Linked DNA regions of Homo sapiens: all the other regions are linked to region 2. A link is a loop called in an ENCODE intact Hi-C map of the cell type or tissue named here. Cell type or tissue: HCT116. All regions are shown on one strand.

Evidence for each region. Hi-C counts contacts between places; a loop is a spot of excess contacts. Peaks named below come from ENCODE experiments on the same cell type or tissue, not always from the same donor. Only the 100,000 strongest peaks of a DNase experiment are listed, where the experiment ranks them.
Region 1: it touches region 2 in a loop (4-fold over the local background); 7 of 110 quality-filtered maps call a loop at or near these places.
Region 3: it touches region 2 in a loop (4-fold over the local background); 3 of 110 quality-filtered maps call a loop at or near these places.

The regions. Positions count from the first base shown.
Region 1 is chr17:41,400,917-41,408,916 of GRCh38, reverse strand. It overlaps LOC100505782 (a long non-coding RNA gene), which reads right to left and starts at 6,501. Exons shown (of 3, transcript NR_040111.1): 1 at 6,409-6,501; 2 at 1-496. It also overlaps the pseudogene KRT41P. RefSeq lists an enhancer at 4,028-5,227. In HCT116, no CTCF peak of the experiment used is centred here; DNase peaks (open chromatin) are centred at 4,726 and 5,295; H3K27ac peaks cover 3,868 bases.
Region 2 is chr17:41,644,043-41,652,042 of GRCh38, reverse strand. It overlaps LOC124904004 (a long non-coding RNA gene), which reads left to right. Exons shown (of 2, transcript XR_007065756.1): 2 at 3,129-4,766. Among named protein-coding and RNA genes, the nearest start is that of KRT17, 23 kb to the right of the region's middle. RefSeq lists enhancers at 3,393-3,502, 3,901-4,060, 4,091-4,240, 3,793-4,668. In HCT116, CTCF peaks have their summits at 3,248 (motif pointing left) and 3,961 (motif pointing right); DNase peaks (open chromatin) are centred at 3,192 and 3,861; H3K4me3 peaks cover 1,262 bases; H3K27ac peaks cover 4,650 bases.
Region 3 is chr17:40,616,548-40,624,547 of GRCh38, reverse strand. No RefSeq gene overlaps it. Among named protein-coding and RNA genes, the nearest start is that of SMARCE1, 27 kb to the left of the region's middle. RefSeq lists an enhancer at 543-682. In HCT116, a CTCF peak has its summit at 4,453 (motif pointing left); a DNase peak (open chromatin) is centred at 4,387; H3K4me3 peaks cover 743 bases.

The DNA of each region.
Region 1 (8,000 bases), 240 kb after region 2:
AGGATAAGCCAACTCACAATTAGATGGCAAAGGGCAGGCCAGTGGACTTACAGCTGCGAGCTGGGAGTCATGTCCTGGTGCCCCTTCCTGCCCTCTAACTGTCACTCCTGCACTTTCCCTGTTACAGGTACGAGAGAGAGCGCTCGCTGCAACAGCTGGTGGAGGCTGACATCTGTGGCCTGCGCAGGGTGCTAGACAACCTCACCCTCGCCAAGTGTGACCTGGAGGCCCAGCTGGAGTCCCTGAAGGAGGAGCTGCTTTGCCTCAAGAAGAACCATGAGCAGGTGTGTGACCCTTGGTGTGATGCATTGAGACTTTCTGGAGGTGAATTCAGGCTCATCTGGGGGGAAAAAACGGAGGCTTCCTTCTGCTTGGGATTGAAGCTTTGCAGGTGAGCTCTGGCTTTTGGTGGGAGATTGCTTCTCATCCACAGCTTCTGGAAGCTGCTAGGCTGGTGCAGGCAGCGGTTTATCTTCAGAGGAGCACAGGGAAATTACTGGGGAGGATGGAAAGTGGGAGTTGAGAGTTTGGGTGAAGGGCAGTTGGGGGCCCTGCAGGCGGGTCATACTCCTCTGATGCCTACAGGAAGCCCACACTCTAAGGGGTCAGCTGGGAGACAAGCTCCGGATAGAGCTGGACATTGAGCCCACCATTGACCTGAGTAGAGTTCTGGGGGAGACGTGAGGCCAGTACGAGGCCATGGTGGAGACCAATCGCCAGGATGTGGAGCAGTGGTTCCAAGCCCAGGTGAGGGGGACTGCTAAGCAGTGGGGATTGGCCTCCATCTGGGCAGGTAGGTGACCATGTTTCTCTATGCTCCAGTCTGAAGGCATCAGCCTGCAGGCCATGTCCTGCTCTGAGGAGCTGCAGTGCTGCCAGTCAGAGATCCTGGAGTTGAGACGCTCGGTGAACGCCCTGGAGGTGGAGCTTCAGGCTCAGCACACACTGGTGAGTCCCTCTGCACGCATGGGAGACCCAGCTTGGCTCCCACTACCCATGAGTAGCTCTCTGGGGTCAGTACAGGCCTCGAATACCAACCACGGACTCAGCTTAAACCTTGGTTTCAACTCTTTTGGAAGCACTTCCCTGTAGATGTGGATGCTGAGTGAATCAACATTAACTTAGGTCAGAGGGCTCTGATCTTAAAGGTCTACCATGAAGTGTGTTAGTTATTCTGGCTGAAGACAGCTAAAGGGAGTTAGATTGCTCTCTGGACCTGGCAATGTCTTGGGGTGTCACAATCTTAAGAGGTTGGAGATCCATGATTTTTAACTTGCTTCCTCCTTTCTTTGATATTATAGAAGGACTGTCTACAGAACTCCCTGTGTGAAGCCGAGGACCGCTACCGCACAGAGCTGGCCCAGATGCAGAGCCTCATCAACAATGTGGAGGAACAGCTGTCTGAGATCCGGGCTGACCTGGAGCGGCAGAACCAGGAGTACCAGGTGCTGCTGGATGTGAAGGCCCGGCTGCAGAATGAGATTGCCACATACCGGAACCTTCTGGAGAGTGAGGACTGCAAGTACGTACCCTGTTGTCTATGTCAACACCGTGTGCAAAAACAGATAACTTCTCTTGGGAATGACCTAAAAGGAGCTCTGGAGGCCAGGTGGGGGTGGCATTGCAGATCCCATCTTTGGAGACAAACTTGCTACCACTAGGCCTGGTGAGCTAATGCCTGCCTAGGCGTAGGTGAGGGTGTACAGGAGTTTTCAGGTCATGGCATTTGTTTTGCTGACCACGTTGTGCTCCCAGTTGCTGGCTACTCCCATAGAGGGCTAAAATACTGAATGCCCAGCACATTCAGGTTTTGCTAAATTCTCTCCAGGAGAAGTATTCCAATAACGAGTATTCTTTGTGCTCATAGCATTTAAAGTATTGCTAAGGGCATGTGCACTGACTCTTTCATTTTAGTTCCACAATAGCCCTGTGAAAAGCATCAGAGGGCTGATATACCCCTTTAAGCACTAAGGAACACTATGAGGGGCTGTGTTTAAATGGAATCAGTGGCTGACATCTGGACCATTCTTGTTCCTCTGGCCTTTCTGCCTTTCTCTCTGCTGTGTTCCTTCCATATGGGACGTGACCCTGGCCTGGCACACAGGTACACTGAGTTCTGGCCCCAGCTCCACTGTGGACTGTGGGCACGTCATTGCCCCTTTCAGGCTTAGAGGGACCTCTAAGGTCTAAGGTCCTCTTTTGCACTTTAATTCTAAAGTGTCTATAATATACTTTTGTCTTTCACATACTTCTCATGCCAATGTTTCAAACACCTTTTTTCTCTATGCAGATTTCCCTGCAACCCGTGTGCAACCCCAGCCTTCAGCACTCCTAGTCCAGCCCCTGCAGCCTGCGCCCCCTGCTCCCGGGCCACCCATGGGCCCTGCTCATCAACTGGATACTGACACACTCCTCAGCCCGAGGTGCTGGGAAAGGGGAGGTGTCTTCAGCTCGTTAGGCTTTGCTCTGCAGGCCTGCTAACCTGGGCCTTGCCTCCCTGGCCAGCCAGGCAGGAGACTGAAGAGAGACAGTGCCACTCTGTGGATAGGTGTTTGAATCCAGCAGCTCAGCCCCTATGGCTGGATTTGTTTCTTCCCCTCAAGGTGTCCCAAGTGCTCCATTTTCTCTCTTCTGTTGCCTCCTGATCTCTCTGAGATGGGGCAGGCACTTTTGTTTTTATTTTGCTATTAAACTTCGCTTCTGCAGCAGAATGAGCCCAGTGCAGTCCAGCCTCAGCATCTCCGTCCCATGCTGAGAGCCTTGCTGGGAACTCCTTGAGCCACATGCTTCTGTAGACGGGGGTTGTGGCTGGCTCGCCAGAGTGGTTCTGGGAGATGGCAAAGCCAGTGAAGGCTAGAGTTAAAAATGGGACTGCGGCAAAGTGGCACAGAGGAGAGATACCCAACCTTGGACCTCACCAAGTGTATTTGGAGACAGATTTACAGATAGAGCTTTTAAAATATAGACGCTAAGTAAAATTTCCCTTTTATCTGGATAAGCCACCTGGTCCTTGTGTAAAGGAAGAGCTCAAATCTGCGGCACCACAGACCGTTGCAAAACTCTGAAAATATTAACTGATGGTAATCGCCATCAGTCTAGAAAGGCCCAAACAACCTGACCCGTCCAAGCTCCCCAGTAAGCTCCACTGGTAAGTCCTGGCAGCTGTCTGGCTTGGAATTTGTAGACAGTAGAACATGAATCAGAAGCCCCAGAACAGGTAACTTAAATTGAGCTTTTAGGATGACATGCCCATTATGAACAAGGCACTGGCTGGGGCTTCGCCGACATTGTGTCACAGGGCACCACATCAGCCCTGCAAAGAAGAAGCAGCTGTTATTATTCTCAGTTGGTTACTGAGTCAAGACTTGAAACCTAGTCTCTTTGAACCAGATCCAAAGCCCGTTCTTTGGAAGCTTTGAGGGGGAAACAAATTAAACATGAGAAGGTTTAGGACAGTGGTTCTTAAAGCGTGGTCCGCCAGCAGGTAGCACTGGCATTACCTGAGAACTTGCTAGACATGCACATTCTTGAGCACCACCCCTGACTTACTGAACCAGCATTCTGCTTTAGCATGACTTGCAGGTGATTCTGATGTTGGTTCAAGTTTGAGAAACACTGGGTTAGGAAGTTTATTTGAGGAATGAGCCCTTGACTAGCTAGACCCTCTACAGAAAGGGCTGGCCTTGCCGTCCTGATATGTCCTCCAGTGAGGAATCCCTCATACCATCAGATCAGGATAGAGCCTTTCTCTTTTACATTGCAAAACTCTGAAAATGTTACATGATAGTTATTTCTATCAGTCTAGAAAGGCCCAAACAAGCTGACCCATCCAACCTCCCCAGTAACCCCCATTGGTGAGTCCTTATGGCAACTGTCTGTCTTGGAATTTGCAGATGGTAGAACATGAATCAAAAGCTCCATATTTTGATAGCCGTGGCTGAGAATCAGCACATCTCCAGAATTCAGCATCACAGCTGGCCAGAGAAGAGAAGCAGTGAGTTCCCTATCCTTGGAGACAAGCAGAGGCTTCAGAATCACTGATGGGGATGTTGAGGGGAACACTTAGGGAACTGATGGGGCTGGTTGAGATGGCTGTAGCCCCCCTAACTCTGTGCGTCCCTGCTTTCTATGTCTTATTGATCAGTGAAACCACAGGCATTGAAGTGGAACCACCAAATCTACTTTAGGAGCTGGTTTTGGTCTTCCCTTTCCCTCTGTGAATTCTCTGAATCACTGTAGTTTGCTGAAAAATTTACAAGTACAGCTGGTTCTGGTTTAATCCAGGTCTTCCTGATACAGCGGTGTGGTGCTGGAGTGACCACAGTCCCGAGCCCCAAGGCTGGAGGGAGCTTAAGTGAGAATCTTGTTGCTCTGCCTCCAACTGCTCTCAAGCCCAGCGTCCTACTTGTTGGTCACTGCTCATGTACATAGGACTGATCTGCTTGAGAGACACTGGGATTTCCAGCATAGGAAGCCCAAGAAGGGTCAGAGGCTGCCACGCCCTCCCCTCCTCTGTTCTTTTTCTCAAGTGGTAAAACTGTTTTGGCACACGTGACACACCCCTTGGGCACCTACCCAAGAGAAGCTCTCAATAATGAAGAGCCATCTCGATTAGTCTTAATTTAGTACCTGACCCAGCTGCCCTCATCTCCTTTGTACTTAAATAGCTCCTTTCATCCAACAAGTTCAAAGCTGTCTAACAAAATAAACCCACTTATTCTTGCACCATGACGGCACAGGCAAGCATTGTCCTTCCCATTTAAGGGAGAGAGAGAGAAGGTGAGTCATTCAGTGGTTAAGGGATTCTGCTGGTGACATAAAGTGAGTCAGTGGGGCCCCAGGGTGATTGACCTGTGTTTCTTAAGTTCACATCCAGTGCTCTCTCATTTCTAATTAAAAGATTAGCTTTGATGAGACAGTACATGTGTGTGTGTGCACGCACATCTGTGTGTTTGTCGTGTGTGAAGAGTTTCCCTGGAAACCACAGAGGTCATCATTACCATCACCATCACCAGAATCATCATCATCATCATCATCAAATCATATAGCTTCACCATCATCATCATTGTCATAGAACCATATATCCATCAAGCTCTTACTATGAGCCAGGCGCTGGTCTAAATTATAGCTACAGTCATATGGGTAAACTCATTTAATCATTACAACAATCCTAGAAAGCCAATGCTATGGTTTTCTCATTTTGCAGACAAGTAGCCAAGACTCAGAGAGGCTAAGTAACATGCCCAAGGTCACACAGCTATTAGGTGGTGAAGCCAGGATTCAGATCCAAGCAGCCTGCCTCCAGCAACTGTGCTCTTAACTACTGTGCTTTACAGAGGCCAAGTCTCAGATTTTGTCAAAAGGATGATAGAATCATAATGACCCCATTGTTTTGATTCCTTTCCTTGAAGGAAATGAGTATGTTTATGTTAGAAGAAACGTTTCTGAGAATTTATGCCACAAAGGGTGGTACAAGGAATAAAAGTCCTTTAGTATCTCACAGGATCTTGAAGCTTGAGGACTCTGGCAATTTTAATAAACTAGGAGTTGACAAAGAAGCTCAACTCACTTCCTGCCATTTTAAAACCACCTTGTCTATTGAGAAAGAGGAGGAGGGAAACAGAATCCCTATAGATGTTCATTGTTTCACCATTTACAAAACACTTGTTAAAGTACTTTGTGTTGTATCCAAATGGAGGCCCCAAACAACCTTGAGAGAGGGGAACAGACATCACAATCCCCATCGTGCAGTGGGAGAAGTACAGGTGTAGGGAGGTGAAATGCCCCCTCTGCACCTCACAGCAGGTGAGGGGCAGCTCCACGCACTCAACCCCAAGTCTTCTCATTTCTTTTTCCCTGCTCTTTCCCTGTTCCCAACTGTGAGGGCCTTGCTGGAGGTACATGTGGATAAAACTTCACGTTCAGACCACTCTGAAATCCTGGATGGATTTTACGGGAAAGGTATCCTAGGGTCTGGGATCTCCCTAGGGGTGACCTTCTCGGTGCTGTCCCCAATCAGCATTTTAGACTCAGCTTCTGGCCTTTGGCCATTGCCTGGAGGCTCCCCCGTTTGATGCTGGTTATTGCATCCAAACCTCCCTTTCCCTTCCTTCCTCCCTGGTTCTTGGATATCCTATACAACCTGCCTCAGTCATTCACATTGGTCTCCAAGGCCCTCTGCCCTCAGGAGGTTTCTCTGGTCTCAAGGGGGCACAACTGTGTCCACTCACCAGCAGGACTGCGTGCTCCCTCCGTTTCCCTCCACCAGCCTTATTCCCCTTTCTATTTCCTCTGTCAATTTGCTTGATTTACTGTAGGTGCTTTTCTTTTTCTGCCCACACCACATCCCTGGAATGATTTCCTATGCTGCACCTGGCAAAAGCCTCTTTCATTTGCTTTGAAACTTACCTTGATGCCCATGGATCCTGTGGGGATGCCACAGGGCTGAAGCGATGGGCCATCACCACCGCCTCTCCTGTGGTCTCCAAAGCAACAAGAACCAGATGCCAAAACAATTCATTACCCTGCCTGGCTGAAGACTAGATTATTAAAGGGAACAAGATTCTAATGAGAACAGTTCTCTGAATTCTGCTTATGAGTCACTTAGAGAGCGAAGCACAAAAAACTCTTTGGGATCAAGTGCATAACCTGAAATGGCTTCATCCCCTCGCCGTGTGGCTGAAAATCATGAGCTGGATTGGAATGCCCTGAATGGGGTTTGGGTCAGGGGTGGGTGTAGGAAGAAATGGAGTGGGTAGGGGAAGGAGATATTTTTGGGGGAAGGCCCAATCACATTACATTATGCTAGCTGTGGACCTGTCTGCTCAGCAGGACTCAGAGTTCCTGGGGGCAGGGACATGACATACCCCCACTCCCCACCATGTCCCCTGCCCCTGGGACTGTGCCAAGCACACAGTAGATGTTCAACAAGTGACTAATGCCCATAATGTCACATGTACAGTTTTCTTTTTATTTATTTTTAATTTTTAGATGGGGTCTTGCTGTCGCCCAGGCTGGAGTGCCGAGGTGTGATCATGGCTCACTGTAACCTCAAATTCCTGGGCTCAAGCAATCATCCTGCCTCAGCCTCCAGAGCATCTGGAACTAAAATGTGCTCTACCAAGCCTGGCTCATTTTTAAATTTTATTTTATTTTTATTTTTTTAGATGGAGTTTCGCTTTTGTTGCCCAGGCTGGAGTGCAATGGCGTGATCTCCGCTCACCGCAACCTCCGCCTCCCGGGTTCAAGAGATTTTCCTGCCTCAGCCTCCCAAGTGTCTGGGATTACAGGCATGTGCCACCACGTCCGGCTAATTTTGAAACTCATTTTTAATTTTTTTTGTAGACATGGGGTCTTGCTATATTGCCCAGGCTAGTCTTGAACTCATGGGCTCAAGTGATTCTCCCACCTCAGCCTCCCAAAGTGCTGAGATTACAGATGCAAGCCACTGCACCCAGTACCCGTTTTCTATTTACACTGAATACAAACATATTTCTAAATGCCCATCTTACACCTTCTAAATATCTCCTTTCCTTAACTTCTGGCTATTTCTCATACATATTGAGGACCCATCTTGGCCGGAATTGTTCATAAAAAGACATTTTTTTCACCAGAACTATGATTCTTCTGTTTAGTCATATGCTCAGCATAGAGAAGCTGTCTAATCAATGTGTTCTGAATTAAATTGAACTGGATAATGAATGTGGGTTTGATAGCCCATTGACTGCTCAATTTCTCCTTGAATGAAAAAAATTTGCAAATATTCCAACTAGGAAACCAAGAGAATACATGAATTCTACCCCTCGCCTGTGTGAGGTCATGGGGATCTTACAACCCTGGGGTCCCATTTTCCCCACTAATTCAAGGAGCAAATTCACTCAAGCCCATTGAGATCTTGAAAACACTGCAAGAAAGAGGCTAGATTCACAAGAGATGGCAGCATTGTGTTTACTCACCAGCTAGTCTGTCTGTGGTCCCCATCTTGAATTCTTGTGCCATTT
Region 2 (8,000 bases):
ATGCGTGTGTTGGTGGTGTGTGTGTGTGTTGGTAGGGTGTGTGTTTGTGTGTGTGCATGTGTGTTGGTTGGTGGTAGTGTGTGTGCATGCATGCGTGTGTGTGTGTTGGTGGGGTGTGTGTGTGCATGTGTGTTGGTGGGGGAGGCACTTGTTTCTGTGGGGTGGTCTTCTGGACATTCGCACTGGCGTCCCTGTAGTTAGAGTCTGAACCCTGAAGGATTCTGGGAGCTGGCACTGGGAGCTGGGCCCAGGGCAGCCTGGGACCTAGTGGGAACAGGCGAGAACAGGCTGGTACTGGCTGGCGGGAGCGGCAGCAGCTGGAATGTGTGGGCTGCCCCACCCTCCCTCACCCAGGAATGGGCCCTCGTCGCGGAGCCAGGACCCAGCCCCTTCGCCCAGCTGTCCCAGCTCTGCCCCACCAGGCCTCCTGAGCCCCCGTTCCCTCCTGTGGGGCTCCCCCACTGCCCTCGCTCCTGGCTGGGCTGGAGCCAGCGGGCCAGCTGGGGCGGGCTGTCTGGGAGGAGCTGGCACTGCTTCTTCAGGATCCCAGGTCTTGGGGCCGTGTGTTTCCAGGTCTGCACAGACCGACCCTCTGTCACTTACAGGGGCCTCGTTGTGATGAATCAGGGAAGAACGTGGCTGTACCTGTGGGGGGTTTCCCTGGACCAGTGGTGGGCTCCTGGGCCTGCTCTGCTCCTGGAATGGAGGCTGAGGACCACCTGCCCTCCTGCAGGTTTTGGGTACAAGCTGTGTGCCTCTGCAGAGCAGCTGTGTCCTCTCCTGTCCTGTGCAGTTAATCAGGGCTCCCTGTGGCTTTCAGGAGCAAGGCCCCGCTCCCTCGTGTGGCACGCAGGGCCTCTCCCAGGTGGGCCTCTCCCAGGTGGGCCCCTGCTCACCTTGCCAGGCCCAGCCCCCACCCCCTGCCTTTCCAGCCAGCTCCCCTGGCCTGGGACATCTCATGCTTCCCTGAGGGTGCCCCCTGCCATGGCATGTGCCCATCACCCTGCCTGGAAGGCCGGCATCTCCTGTGTCTCCTGCTGTGCTGGACCTGCTCAGATCCTTTCCCCACCTGTCCTGCCTTGAGGCTGGGTCAGGGACCCCTCATGGGCACTCCCACAGGCCAGCCTGCACAGGTCTCCACGGTGTCTCGTGAGGTCCAGGAGCTCCCCAAGATCAGGGCCTGCTGTGTGTCCCCTGTCATGTCCCCAGGTCAGGCTCTCCCACGTATGGGCTGGGGAGTGAGAGGATGAGCTAGTGAGTGGGTACAGGAAGCCCGGGGAGTTCCTCTGAGGCCCAGTCCTGGCCCCGATTCTGCTTCCTCCAGTCCAGGAGGAATATCCCTCTACCTTGGGACTGGGGTCTCCTGGGAACATTCTAGAAATCTCTCTTGCAATCAGGGAGGATACAAGCCCCTCCTCTTTCCTGATGAGGATGTAAGATTAACAGGCCAGAGTGGCAATGGCGTCTTTGTGTGAGTGTGTAAGGTGTGTACCCGTGAGAGGTTGTGTGAATGTGAAAGTTTGCGCGTGTGTCCATGAGTGGGTGACAGTGTGGACATGAGTCTATGAGTGTGAGTGTGAGTATGGGGAAGTTTGTGAGTATGGGGAAGTTTGTGAGCATGTGCTGGTGTGTGTGAGTCTGGGAATGTCAGTGTATGTGTGTGAATGTACATGTGAGCGGCACGTGAATGGGTATGAGTCTTTGAGTGTGTGTCAGCCTGTGAGCATGTGCCTGTGTGTGAATCTGGGAGTGTGAGTGTGTGTATGAGCTGTGTGTGAACGTGTGTGTGAGTCTTTGTGTGTGCATGTGTCTGAGAGTGTCAATGTGTGTGTGAATGTGTGTATATGAGTCTTTGAGTGTGTATCTGTGAGCATGCGCCTGTGTGTGAATCTGGGAGTGTGTGTGTGAGCTGTGTGTGAACGTGTGTGTGTGAGTCTTTGTGTGTGCGCATGTCTGAGAGTGTCAATGTGTGTGTGTGGATGTGCCTGTGAGCTATGTGTGAATGTGTATATAGGAGTCTTTGAGTGTGTGTGTATCGATCTGTGAGCATGCGCCTGTGTGTGAATCTGGGAGTGTGAGTGTGCATGTGAACTGTGTGTGAATGTGTGTATATGAGTCTTTGAGTGTGTGTCAGCCTGTGAGCATGTGCCTGTGTGTGAATTTGAGAGTGTAAATGTTCGTATGAGCTGTGTGTGAATGTACGTGTATCAGTCTGTGTGTGTCTGAGAGTCTCAATGTGTGTGTGTATGTGCATGTGAGCTATGTGTGAACGTGTGTGTATGAGTCTTTGAGCATGTGTGTGTCAACCTGTGAGCATGCACCTGTGTATGAATCTGGAAGTGTGTGTGTGTGTGTGTGAGCTGCGTGTCGATGTGTGGCTTATCCTGCAGGAGTGCTGACCCGGGACTCCGGGCGGTAAAGAAGCCTGGGTCCAGGCTCTCCCCTTCCCCAAAGCCACAGGCAACCCCAGAGACACTCAGAGCCCTCTGCATTCTGGGGGTTCTGGGGGCGATCTGGGGAGCTTGTAGGCTCACTTTGCTCCACTGAGCGATGAGTGGTCTTTCCACATTCTAGAGAGGGCTCGGAGGCCTTTATTTTGAAAAGAGTAATACTGAATAGATTCAAAATAATATTTACAAAATATGTGTAGGATTTAAGAATGAAGGCACTGCCGGGCGCTGTGGCTCACGCCAGTAATCCCAGCACTTTGGGAGGCCGAGGTGGGCGGATCACCTGAGGTCAGGAGTTCGAGACCAGCCTGGCCAACATGGTGAAACCCTGTCTCTACTAAAAATACAAAAATTAGCCGGGCGTGGTGGCAGGCGCCTGTAATCCCAGCTACTTGGGAGGCTGAGGCAGGAGAATCGCTTGAACCCAGGAGGTGGAGGTTGCAGTGAGCCGAGATCACCCCATTTCACTCCAGCCTGGGCGACAAGAGTGAAACTCGACCTCAAAAAAAAAAAAAAAAAAAAAAAAGAAAAAAACAAAAAAAGAATAAAAGCACAACAAACATCCGTGAATCCACTGCCCAATTTTGGACATTTTAGCTTCGATGTGCGCCTCGCGCTCTGCCCGCAGTGTAACCGCTAGCCTGGATTTGGGATTTGATTCCTTGCTTTCCTTTACAGATTTGAAGTCCTTCCCCCAGGCCCTGGACGGGGAAACTCAGGACTCCTCTCCGGGTAGAGTCTGGCAGCAGTCGGGCCAGAACAGCTCAGTGCTGCCCTCTGGGGGCGAGGCCGCGGCTTCCTCCTGCTCAGCCCCAGCCTGGGTTGGAAGGAGCCCACCCAGCTAAGCGTGGCGAGACCCGACAGAGGGGTGGGCGCAGTCACTGCCCACACACCTGCAAGGCACGCCTGGACGCACATCCGCATGTGGCCATGCACAGGTGTGCACACGGACTTTACCCTCGTTCGTTTGTATTATGTCCCCCGTTGGTGTCACACCCCGCGTGGGAAGCCCAGAAGCCGCTGCCGCTCCTCAGGAGTTGACAGGAGGGAGAGGTCCCCGCGGGTGGAGCGTGTCTGCTCCAGGGACCCTCAGACTCGGGGCCGGGCAAGCTGGAGGGAAGGCTGGTTTTGGGGTTAGCAGTTTATTAACAGAGGGACTTGAGCGGGTGGGCGTGGGGGAGGGACACGTGCCAAAGGCAGGGAAGGGCTTTTTTGAGATGGAGGGATGGGGGATAGGGGGTGATACACAGCGCAGGCCAGCTTCAGAAGGGAATGTTGTGTCCATGCGCCTGGAGGCAGAGGCATGGACACACGGCCCAGCCGGGGCCTGGTGCTCTGGCTGTTAAGGGACTAGAGACGGTGAAGCTGAAGATGGCGAGGAGGAGCCAGGACCCTGGGGGAGAAGGAGTAGTTTGCAGAGCGCAGGTGGAGGATGGGTCTCCAGGGTCCCTGCATTCCTCCCGCGGCCTCGCGGGCTCCTCTCGGGACTGCAGCGCAGAGGCGCCACCCAAGATGGCCAGCAGAGGGCGCTCCTGCTACAGATTTGGGGATCCCGGGCGGCCGGAGCGTGTCCCCGTTTAACAGGGCATGAGCCTTGGAAGGCGGCTGGGCCTGGGGTCTCCATGGGGAGCACTAGAGCCTGCCCCTTGGGAGCCACCGAGCACAAGAATGAGGAGAGACGACCTCATGAGGTGGGAACCCCACAGGGTTCCATGCATCCTTTTCTGCTGCTGCCGGGTCAGGCATTTGTCTGGTCAATGCTTCCATCCTTTTGTCCCAAGGTGGTGCCTTTTAAATCACCCCCGGAGATGTGACTGGCCCGCCTAACCTGCCCTGGAGGTCTTCCTCCAGGCCAGGGGTCTGTTAGGGCCAGCTAGCCTTTCTAGAAAGTTCCCTGGGTTCTAGCCCCTGCAGCTTCCCTGGTGGCCCCTTGCTCCTGCTTCCTGTCCCTGCCTCTGGGAGGAGGACTTGCTTGTCTGGTCTCCTTCCTCACCCTGCCTCATCCAAGGAGGCTTCTCCATCGCTGCCGGTGCATCCTGCAGTTCTGAGGACCAGACGCACCCTTGGTCTTCTGCCGTAAAGAGTTACGGGCGTTCACGCAGCTGGCGGGTGAACACTGCCAGGTCCCCTGCTTGGCTTGAGGTGTGGCAGCCGCCATCAACTACTGGGGGAGGCGACTAGGGAGGAGAAAATCCCTTCGGTTGTGAATTCTGCCTTCCACCTCCCAGCATCTCCACCTGGACAGAGGGACCACACACTCAAGCCATTTACTCATTGATTTTTAAATTAAATTAAATTAAATTTATTTTAAAATTATTAAATTTTAATTATATATTTATTTGTAATTATATTTAAATAATTAAATCTGTTTATAATATAAAATTATAAAATTTAATTTATAAATTTTAAATTATTTAAAATAAATTAAAATTTATTTTATTTTATTATTATTTTTTGAGACAGAGTTTCGCTTTTGTTGCCCAGGCTGGAGTGCAATGGTGTGATCTTGGCTCAGTGCAACCTCTGCCTCCTGGGTTCAAGCGATTCTCCTGCCTCAGCCTCCAGAGTAGCTGGGATTACAGGAATACGCTACCACGCCCGGCTAATTTTTTGTATTTTTACTAGAGACGGGGTTTCTCCATGTTGGTCAGGCTGGTCTCGAACTCCTGACCTCAGGTGATCTACCCGCCTCGGCCTTCCAAAGTGCTGGGATTACAGGTGTGAGCCACTGCACCCAGCAACATTTATTTTATTTTATTTTTATTTACTATTATTATTTTTCAGATGGAGTCTTACTCTGTTGCCAGCCTGGAGTGCAGTAGCACGATCTCGGCTCACTGCAACCTCCACCTCCTGGGTTCAAGTGATTCTCGTGCCTGAGCCTCCTGAGTAGCTGGGATTACAGGCACGTCCCACCACACCCAGCTAATTTTTGTATTTTTAGCAGAGACGGGGTTTCACCATGTTGGTCAGGATGGTCTTGATCTCCTGACCTTATGATCTGCCCGCCTCAGCCTCTCAAAGTGCTGGGATTACAGGCGTGAGCCACCGTACCCGGACATATTTTATTTTTTGAGACAGAGTCTGGCTCTCTCTCCCAGTCTGGAGTGCAGCAGTGTGATCTTGGCTTGCTGCAACCTCCATCTCCTGGGTTCAAGCGATTCTCCTGCCTCAGCCTCCCGAGTAGCTGGGATTACAGGCATGTGCCACCACACCTGGCTAATTTTTGTATTTTTAGTAGAGTCAGGGTTTCGCCATGTTGGCCAGGCTGTTCTCGAACTCCTGGCCTCAAGTGATCTGCCCGTCTTGGCCTCCCAAAGTGCTGGAGCCATTCATTTATTAATTTGTTCATTCATTTATTCATATCTGCAGTTATTGGGCACTCTTTGCTATGGCCATTTCCAGGGACAGAGAGAAGGAGGCAGGGTCCCTGTCCCATGTCTAGAAGGGGAGTCAGGTATACAAGCAGGTGTAACCACATAGGGTGAGACGTGCCCCATAGAGGGGAATTGCTGTGTTTCCGTGAACTCCGCTTGTCCTAGCTTCCCTATCCTAGTCAGTGACATCATCACCCACCCAGTTACTCAGCTCAGAAAATGCAGAGTCATCCTGCTGTTCCCAGCTCAGGCCTGGCTCCCTGTTGGCCATGGTGTCCCATCCTCACCTCACAACTCTCTCCCAGGCCACCACTTCAGCCCTGAGGCCAGTTCTGCTCTATCCAGCATTCACACTGCCACAAAAGAGAGCTCCTTCAAACTACTCGATGCCCAGACACAGGAAAAAGAAGGAAGGAATGTGGCCTGAGGGAATTGTCTGTATGGAGAAAGACCGAAAAACAAAGTTGGAAAATGAAAAAGTAACTGGGAAAATGCATTCACAACACCTGTGCCAAGGCCTCTTCCCATGTTTATGAAAAGCTCACACAAACCAGGAAGGCCAAGACTGCAGACAAGAATAGGCAAAGGATAGGAACAGCCAGTTCCTAAGAAACAAGAAGGAGAACAAGAAGCAACCACGAAATATAGGGAAGGATGTGGTCTTTGTCTGTTCTGTGCTGCTCTAACTGAACACTTGAGACTGGGTGATTTAACAGAGTAGAGAGATTTACTTCTGAGAATTCTGGAGGCTGGGAAGTCCAGGGTTAGGGGGCTGCATCTGGCGAGGGCCTTCATGCTGCAGCATCCCATGGCAGGAGGTGGAAGGGTAGAGAGGGGAGTGGGGGGAGAGAGAGAGACAGAGAAGGAAGGGGACCAAACTCATCCTTTTATCAGGAACCCACTCCCTCCATAACTGCAATAACTAACCCACTCCCCTGGTAATGGCATTAATCTATAAGGCCATTAATCTCTGCCTTTGTGACCTAATCTCCTCTTAACGGTCCCATCTCTCAACAGTATTGCATTGGAGATTACGTTTCCAAAACATGAACTTTGGGGGATACATTCAAACTACAACAGAAGTTCAATTTTACTCATAATTAAATAAACGGAAACTGAAGCAACAGAGAGATCTGTTTCAACTATGAAGAAAGACAAAAGGGCCAGGCATGGTGGCTCACAGCTATAATCCCAACACTTTGGGAGGTCAGGGCAGGAGGATAGCTTGAGCCCAGCAGTTTGAGACCAGCCTGGGCAACATTGTGAGACCTCATCTCTACAAAAAATGCAAAAATTAGCCAGGTATGGTGGCACACACGTGTAGTCTGAGCTACTCGGGAGGCTGAGGTGGGAGGATCACTTGGGCCTACGAGTTCAAGGCTGCAGTGAGCCATCAGTGGTGATCACACCATTGCACTCCAGTCTTGGTGACAGAATGAGACCCTATCTCAAAAAAAAAAAAAAAAGGAAAGGCCGGGTGCAGTGGCTCACACCTGTCATCCCAGCAGTTTGGGAGGCTGAGGCAGGTGGATCACTTGAAGTCAAGAGTTCGAGACCAGCTGTCCAGCATGGTGAAACCCCATCTCTACTAAAAATACAGAAATTAGCAGGGTGTGGTGGTGGGTGCCTGTAATCTCAGCTACTTGGGAAGCTGAGGCAGGAGAATCACTTGAATCCAGGAAGCAGAGGTTTCAGTGAGCCGAGATCATGCCATTGCACTCCAGCCTGGGTGACAAGAGCAAAACTCCATTTCAAAAAAAAAAAAAAAAGATAAAAAAAGGAAAACAACAACAACAAACAAACTTTGATGGTGTCATTGCTAGTAGATGTATAAGGGGAAAGATATTCTTAGTCATGATTAGGGCAAGTGATAATTTGTAGAACTTTTCAAGGTGACTTTTTTTTTAACTGTGGAAAATTCCAGATGTACACAAAAGTAGAGAGAATAGCAAAATGAGCTCCCATATGCCCATCACCCGGTTTTGATAATTGTCAACATGATGCCATTTTGATTTCTTCTCTCTCCCGCTGCCAGTTTTTATGGAAGAAGTAAGAATACTTTAAAGCAAACTCCAAGTATCATTTCATTTTACTCTGGAAGAAAATTTGGCAGTGGCTCTCGAAGTATAAAAGGATTTACCCTTTAACCCAGTCATCCCACTGCTAAACTTTC
Region 3 (8,000 bases), 1.0 Mb after region 2:
TCTTTAGTTCACTAAAGGTATTTCCTCTCACTGAACTAAAAATCTGTCTTCCTATAATTTCAGCCTCCCTCTTACACAACTTGAAGTCAATTAGAGTACATGTCATCACCTTCCAAGTAAAAGATCTTCAGGTATTTCAAGACATGTGCTCCTTGAGATCCTTTCAGAAGACAATTTCCGTTTTCTTTTTTAGAATTTTTAATTTTTTTAATGTACAGAAAAATTTGGAACGTAGATAGTTTACATTCTCATTGTCCTGTCGTCTCCCCTCCAATGTGTCTCTCCTGGGATAGAAGGACTGTCTCTTTTCAAACATGGTTTTCTCTAATCTGGTAAAGTCGTGTTTCCTCCCCAGTGTATTGCACTTGAGACACAACATCTCCAGATCATGGAAACCATCTGCCTAAAATACAGGGGTGGTCCCACGATGACCTCAAGGTCCTGTACAGCACAGAAGTTTTGTAACTGTACTACGGATTCAAGCTCCATGAAATGAGTGTTGACGAATGTTTTCAGATGTAGCCCAACGGGGAGCACACAGGTTCAGTTCACTGATCTAGTACTTCTCAAACTCGGTCATTTGCATGCCACCATCACAATTTTTACCATTTCTGGGTACAACTTGTGCTATTATTACTTAGCAGCTTTCTTTGAATCAGCTTCTTCCACTTGAATGATTTATTTTAAAGGGAAACTGTATATCAGCATAAATGTTAAAACCATTGTCTTTTGTCAAAAAAGAAAATAACCTTAACGCAAATATTTTAGTAGTTCTCTTTAGGCCTAAATACGTACTATTTAAAAGAGTATTATTTAAGGCCAAGTCTCAGCACTTTGGGAGGCCAAGGCAGGAGGATCGCTTGTGTTCAGAAGTTCAAGACCAGCCTGGGCAACATAGCAAGACCCTGTCTCTATTTTTTAAATAAAGTTTTTTTTTTTCAAAGAACATTATTTAAATGGTCTGTGTACTACCCAAAATCATCCCAAGGATCCCACATGGTGGTCTGGATAACACGCTTAGGAGAAGACAGCACTAATGGGAAGGTCTATCTTCTGCTACCTGCAGTTGCAGGAGATTTGTCTTTTTAGAAACTATCCCCGGGTCAACAGCGGCTTATAACTCAAGGGCAAATTAGTGAAAGTTAATTCCATGATCACCTAATAATAATAAAAGCCAACATTTGTTGAGCACTTACTGTATGCTCATGCACTTTTTATACTTTTTATTTTCTAATCCCTGAAGATAATATTAGAGTAGATCACTTTACCAATGAAGTTTATATTTGTGATCTTGGGCTTGAGTTGATCAATCAACTCTTACAAACCATTTTTCCTGGAGAGAGGAAAATTAGCCTCAGGCTGTTGTACGAGATATTAAATGACATCAAGATTGAACATCTGTGCTAGGGATTTCATCATTGTGGATCAATAATTCAAAAGACTCAAGACAAAAGAATCCACTCGGAGATCAGTGTTCTTGCAATGGGAGATGTATATGGAAAAACTATTCCTTGTGGAATCCTTTCCTTCTTCCCTCCAAAGCTTTCCATACCACCAAAATGAAAAAGTACACACACACACACAAACACACAGACTTAAATCATTTGTAAGCCTACAATAATAAAAAATACTGTGCTATATAGAGAACTACCCTCATGTCTGATGTATGCTGTGTTATGCGTGCATTTTACCCCTGTTGTGGTTTCCTGTCAATCTGTGAGCAGTGGGGAACCTTTTAAAAGACATCCCTGGTTGGGTGTCAAAAATTTCAGGAAGTACCAAATCAGATGGATTTTCTGCAGAATAACTCTCTGACCTTTAACCACCTCTTCCTGATGTGTGCCGTGGATAGATCTTCCTCCTCCTCAAAAAACACACCACGTATTCTGGGACAATAGCTTTAAAATACCTCCTTGAAGCCATCAAATGTCAGTCAGAGTCTAGGTGGCTGTGGTTGTGGTTCTTAGGTGGGTGGCTCTCAGATTGAGCACAGAATCTCCTAGGGAAGCTGTCTGAACCCCACCCAAGACTACTGAATTAGAGGCTACTAAGGAGAAGCCTAGCAGACTAGCAAAGTTTGGAGAATCACTGATTTGGTTTAATCTCTTCATTTTACCAAAGGGGAAACTGAGGCCCCAAAAAAGAGAAGTGAATGACTCATCTAAGATCCAATTGTCTCAGTGCCAGGGCTGGAATTGTTCTTTACAGCTTCTTCCGGGGAGAGCAGAGCCTCAGGATATTTTTAAAAACATGTTCAAGCCTAGTTGGACTGAACTTTGCCAAGAGTTGGACGTTCTTCAGTGTGCGACACATTCTAATGTTATACTTTTTAATGACATATTATGAATATCATCTCTGTTTTAAAGATGGAGAAACTGAGGTTTAGAAAAGTTAAATAACTTGTCCAAGATCACACAGTTAATTTATGATGGAGACAGGATTCCCACTCAGGTCTATCCGACTCCAGTTCTGTGAGTGATAGGTACCCCATCTATGAGATAAAAACTCAAACTGACAGCCAAGTGACCTTTCCCCCTTCTGCAAATCTTTAAAAGCACCGGTGCTTTTCTCATAACCACTCCAGTTCTTAAAATGATTTTTTTAAGAGAGCGAAGGGCTTAGGAGCAAATGGCTTCTCTTAATAGAGCAGTAATAAAGGCTGGTATCCTAATAGTCGTTTTCCAGATATTTGTGCAGATGGAAACATTCACAATGATGACATTCCAACTTGTAAATACTAGCTCTGTGGGTTTCGGAGGGTTTGTTTTGTTTTGTTCTGTTTGAGATAGTTTCGTTCTGTTGCCCAGGCTGGAGTGCAATGGAGTGATCTCAGCTCACTGCAACCTCCGCCTCCTGGGTTCAAGCAATTCTCCTAACTCAGCCTCCCGAGTAGCTGGGACTACAGCACACGTCATCATGCACAGCTAATTCTTGTATTTTTGGTAGAGACGGGATTTTGCCATGATGGCCAGGCTGGTCTCCAACTCCTGGCCTCAAGTGATCCGCCCTCCTCGGCCTCCCAAAGTGCTTGGATTACAGGCGTAAGCCACTCTGCCTGGCCTAGCTTTGTGTTTTTAAATCATTTTGTGGGTGTTTTCAGCCAGGCACTCCTTAAAAACAGTGTTCACAGCATACCTAATAAACTGTAGTTATTACCCAAAGTATGTGGTTCAACAACAAAAGGTGGGCGAGTGAAAGAATTGATAAATGATCCGACTGTGATGTTATCTGTTCCAAACACTTTGCAACAGAGTTGAACACATCAACAGCAATATATGTGATGCACCAAAGCAGGGGGCTGATGCATGTGGAGCCCCTGGCAACCTGTGCGTGTCAGAAGGGTGCGCTGCCTTGCTGCTGGCTTCAGCCAGGTAATGCCCAAAGTAGGGTCTGTGTGGGTCTGGTCTCTTACCAGAATCGTAGCAAGATTAATTTTTCATTATCACCACCCACTTCGAAAGTAAATTTCATGTTTCCCACTGAGTTTCCCAAGGGAATTGGATAGGTCTACATAAACCAGGGGAAAATGGACAGTTTTAGACACACTTGAAAAAAAATGTGTGTCAGGATAGACACACTTGAAAAAAAATGGATGGGATTCAGGCCCAAAATATGGCACCTTGAAAATAGTGGATGTTTTAAGCTGAACCAATTTCTGAACTTCCCTTGAAGCAGGTCATAAGAACCTCAGGTGACAGGTGCCCTCCCTATACTCAGGGGAAGAGCGCATTTTTATCTGCGAAGAAGAGAAACTGGGCAAACAGGCCTTGCTGAGCTTCCCCCCGCTTTCCCACCCTCAGCTCATCCCCTCTGTCCTATCATATTCTTCCATGACTTTCCACTCTTCATCAAACCCCGTATAAAAACACTCAGGTTTAAACATTTCTTTGGGTCTTCATTTCCTTACAAAAGCCCCTGTATCACATAAAACGTGTATTAAATAAATATATATGCTTCTCTCTTTCTAGCCTGACTTTTGTTACAGAGATCCTGCCAAGAACCTGGAAAGACAGAATTAAAAAATGTGTCCTCCCCAACAAAATCAAAGCGATTTTTTTTTTCTCTGTCCTAGATTGTTCTAGGTCAATGCAACTGGAGCATCCTGCTGTCAGGGTAGTTGCAGCCAGAACACATTTGGAGTTTGACAGCCTGAAACAACCACAATTCATTTATACATGATTTGCTTTCTCAGGATGAAGAAACAGAGACTTGTCTGACACGGTCACTCCCTCTTGGCCAATAAGCATCAGTTTCCTGACACAAGCGTTTCCTGGGGGAGGGTTAAGGAGATCGGTTGTTTTCTAACCCGCTCCTGAGTCTGATGGTGTCCAGGTGACGTGATATTTTCCGGGCGATGGTGTCCGGGTGACATGATATCTTCCACCTGGGACAGCAACTGCTCAATCCATCCGGCACCTGCCTCCTGAGCTTTTCCTCCAGCGCCCTCTACAGGAGCTTGTTAAGCACTGGATGCCGAGAACTAGGAGAACTCTGTCCCCGCTTACCTGGGACTGAGGAAGGACATTCAGTGATAAAACCAGGCAAGTCCCGGGAAAACGGAAACAAGCTGATCACCCTAATAAATAAAAAAGGGGGCCGGACGCGGTAGTTCACGCCTGTAATCCCAGCACTTTGGGAGGCCAAGGCGGGCGGATCACGAGGTCAGGAGTTCAAGACCAGCCTGACCAAGATGGTGAAACCCCGTCTCTACTAAAACTACAAAAATCAGCCAGATGCGGTGGCAGGTGCCTGTAATCTCAGCTACTCGGGAGGCTGAGGCAGGAGAATTGCTTGAACCTGGGCGGCAGAGGGTGCAGTGAGCCGAGATTACGCCACTGCACTCCAGCCTGGGAGGCAGAGTGAGACTCCATCTCAAAAAAAAAAAAATAGACCTACGCTGGAGGGTCTGGTGGGGACCCTGCGCTATTAAACCTTCATAAATGTATGGTTGAAGTTGGGGGATGGGGAAGGTATCTTAGTCAAAGTCCCCAAGGCCTGTGAAGCAGCACAGTGTCCGATTCTGCAGCCCAAGCTGGGCAAGAGCCTGGTGACTTACAGGATTCCTCGTGAGTTGTCAATCACTCTTAACTTTCATTCACTCAACAAACAACTGCTGAGCACTTTTTATATGCCAGGAACCCTCCTTGGCACCAGTAATAAAAGATGCAGTATGGCATGGTCCCTGCTAGAGGAGGTGTCTACACAAGTGGCAAGTGTCCAGTGGGCAAGTGCTCCATGAATGAAAGTCCTTGACAGATGTGACCTGGAAATGCCCTTACACTGCTGACAGGTAGGAGCGCCTTTCCGCAGGCACCTGAACACAGCCGGAGCCATTTGGCAGGGGTCGGGCCAAGGGCCGGGCTGAGGGGCAGGACGTGAAGATGAGTTGGGTCTAACCCTGTTCCACGGCTCCACCTCCTCTCTGCCGGGGCCCCAGGGCAGAGTCCAGAAAAGACAAGCAAACACATTGGTTTGAAAGGTAAAAGAAATAATTAAATTTTCAGCTGCAGGAAGTTGGCTGAGTAAATTATGATCCTAAAGGTATTTTGTGCCTTAACGATGATGAGAAAGATTATGTAGCCACATGGGACCGTGCAAACTAGGTTTCTTCAAAAAGTAAATGTATATTAGGATCATGCAATTAAACACGCTATCAGATGAAGACTGGTTGGGAAAACAAACTGGATCCGGTGTGTTCAGTGTTAAGATTATGGGCGATCTCTTATTCTTCTCTTTTCAAAACCGGGTTTACTACAATTAAATCATTTTTATAATAAGCAAGGATAAATGTCCTAAATGTTATAGAAGTCATATGTACAAAATTCTACTGAAAAAAATAGTTTTTTAAAAAAATTACTGCCATAAATTAGACCTGTTACAAAAGGAATAGAGAACAGCCCTGAATTATCTGCTACTAGGTACTCATAAAGAAATTTTTTTTTTGAGAGTCTCTGTTGCCCAGGCTTGAGTGCAGTGGCGTGATCTCGGCTCCCTGAACCTCCACCTCCCGGGTTCAAGCAATTCTCCTGCCTCATTCTCCCTAGTAACTGGGATTACACGCATGTCCCACCATACCCAGCTAATTTTTGTATTTTTTAGTAGAGAGAGTGTTTTGCCATGTTGGCCAGGCTGGTCTCGAACTCCTGGCCTCAAGTGATCCACCCGTCTCAGCCTCCGAAAGTGCTGGGATTACAGGCGTGAGCCACCACACCTGGCGCAAAAAAAAAAAAAAAAAAAAAGTTGCACGAGGGAATTAATTTTAATTCTCCTTTCAACTCATAGGGCGTAATTATTTTGTCCATCTTCCCACCCTACTGCTGCCAGAGGTTGTGTCAGAACATGAGGCCAGAAGGGAATCCACCCAAATCGTGTCGGATTAGCTTAGCTGCCTCCAGGCAGGCTCGGAAATGTAATCAGAGGCTGGTGTCCTTCCAAGAGACGATCTTTGAAGGATAACAAACCCAGGCTGCCATCAAAATGAGGAGATGGAGACTGATTCAACAGCAGTGCCAGGCAAGCAGCAGCGTCTCACAGCACAGGTTGTGCACGACGGCTAAGGAGGGAAAGCGGCTGCAGGGCACGTTCTCAGCTGCAGAGGGCCCAGCTCTCAGGATCAGAGACAGGTCCAGGGCTACCTCACAGCACCTCACACCACGGGCCCCTGCGACCTCCACTCCTTGATATTTCACAAAAGGCTTGAGATTGTGCAAGTGTTAAAGACAGGACACTTCCTGTTTGTCCAGTTTCAAACCTCTACAGATGTCAGTAAAATGACAGCACATTAAATTCCCCACCCAGGGCCCAGCCCAGCACTCAAGGCTTCTCCCCAGGGATGACTGGGCCTTGATTGAGGAGAAAGAAGTAGGTATTAACTTGTAGGATATTTGAGTCGTTGTTAAATCAACTCTGTCCATTTGGAAACATGGTTCTTGGGTCAGAGGTGGCTGCTCTTGGAGGTGGTCCCATCCCTTCACTCTTTATAGCTCACCCTACTCTGTACCCCCAGAAAGAAGGAGCTGGAATACATCTGTGTGGAATTTCTTCTGGCCTCACCCTGAAAACCAACCCTCTCCCAAACTGGTAGACTGGGTAGATTTCTACACTGCCAGAAATTAACAAGATTTCTACCCCCTTTCTCCTGCCTAAACCAGCAAACTGGTCTGTCGTTCCCAAGCGCCCGGCTAGGTGCCCCCTGAGCCCACAGTCCTGATCCTCATGAGACTTCAGCTCTTCCAGATTCCTGGGAGAAATCTGCTATGGACCCTCCTTCCAGCTCTCTCCCCGGCCTCTTCCTGGAAAGCAAACAGCCACTTCTTCAGAAAATAAGATGGTAGACAGAGGCCATCCTCTGAGATCCAATGATAAATCTTGTCCTTTTGCTCATGCAGTACTTACTGATGGCTTAATGAAGAGCCAAGTGATGGGGGAAACTCAGAGGTGAAGGAGACCTGGGTTCAGCCCCAAGGAGTCAGAACCTTGGAGACAGAACAAAGAAATGAACCAAAACCCTCTGGCAGTTGTCATATGCATGGCCCCCTGAACCAGGGGAGCTCAGAAAGGGAAGACAGGCACTCCTAAGGGAAGGCCTCATGGAAGCACAGCTTCTGAGCAGTTGGGAGAGGGCAGCGGAAGTGGAGAGAAGGGGATTGCATGAGGGAGTGAAGGCTCTATGGGGAAAGTCCAGGGCAGAGATGGGAAGGAGCAGAGACTAGCCAGAAGGACAGGAGGGGCTGGCCAGTGCAGGCTGGGAGAGGCTCAGGGCTCTGATCCCCAACCCAGACTGAATCTAGGATCAACTCACCATACTTGTCTGAGAGGCATAAGAATGGGCCTCGGAGTGCATGAGGGGGAGAGGGGCCCTGTGTACCCAGGTCCTACAGTGGCTCATTTTCAGCCCTGCTGGCATGCCAAATGGCCCTGCGCTTGATCTCTGCCAAACAAAGTGAAGACTGCCCCTTCTCTCCTGACATCCCTGATCCCCAGCTTCTCTTCCAGTCCCA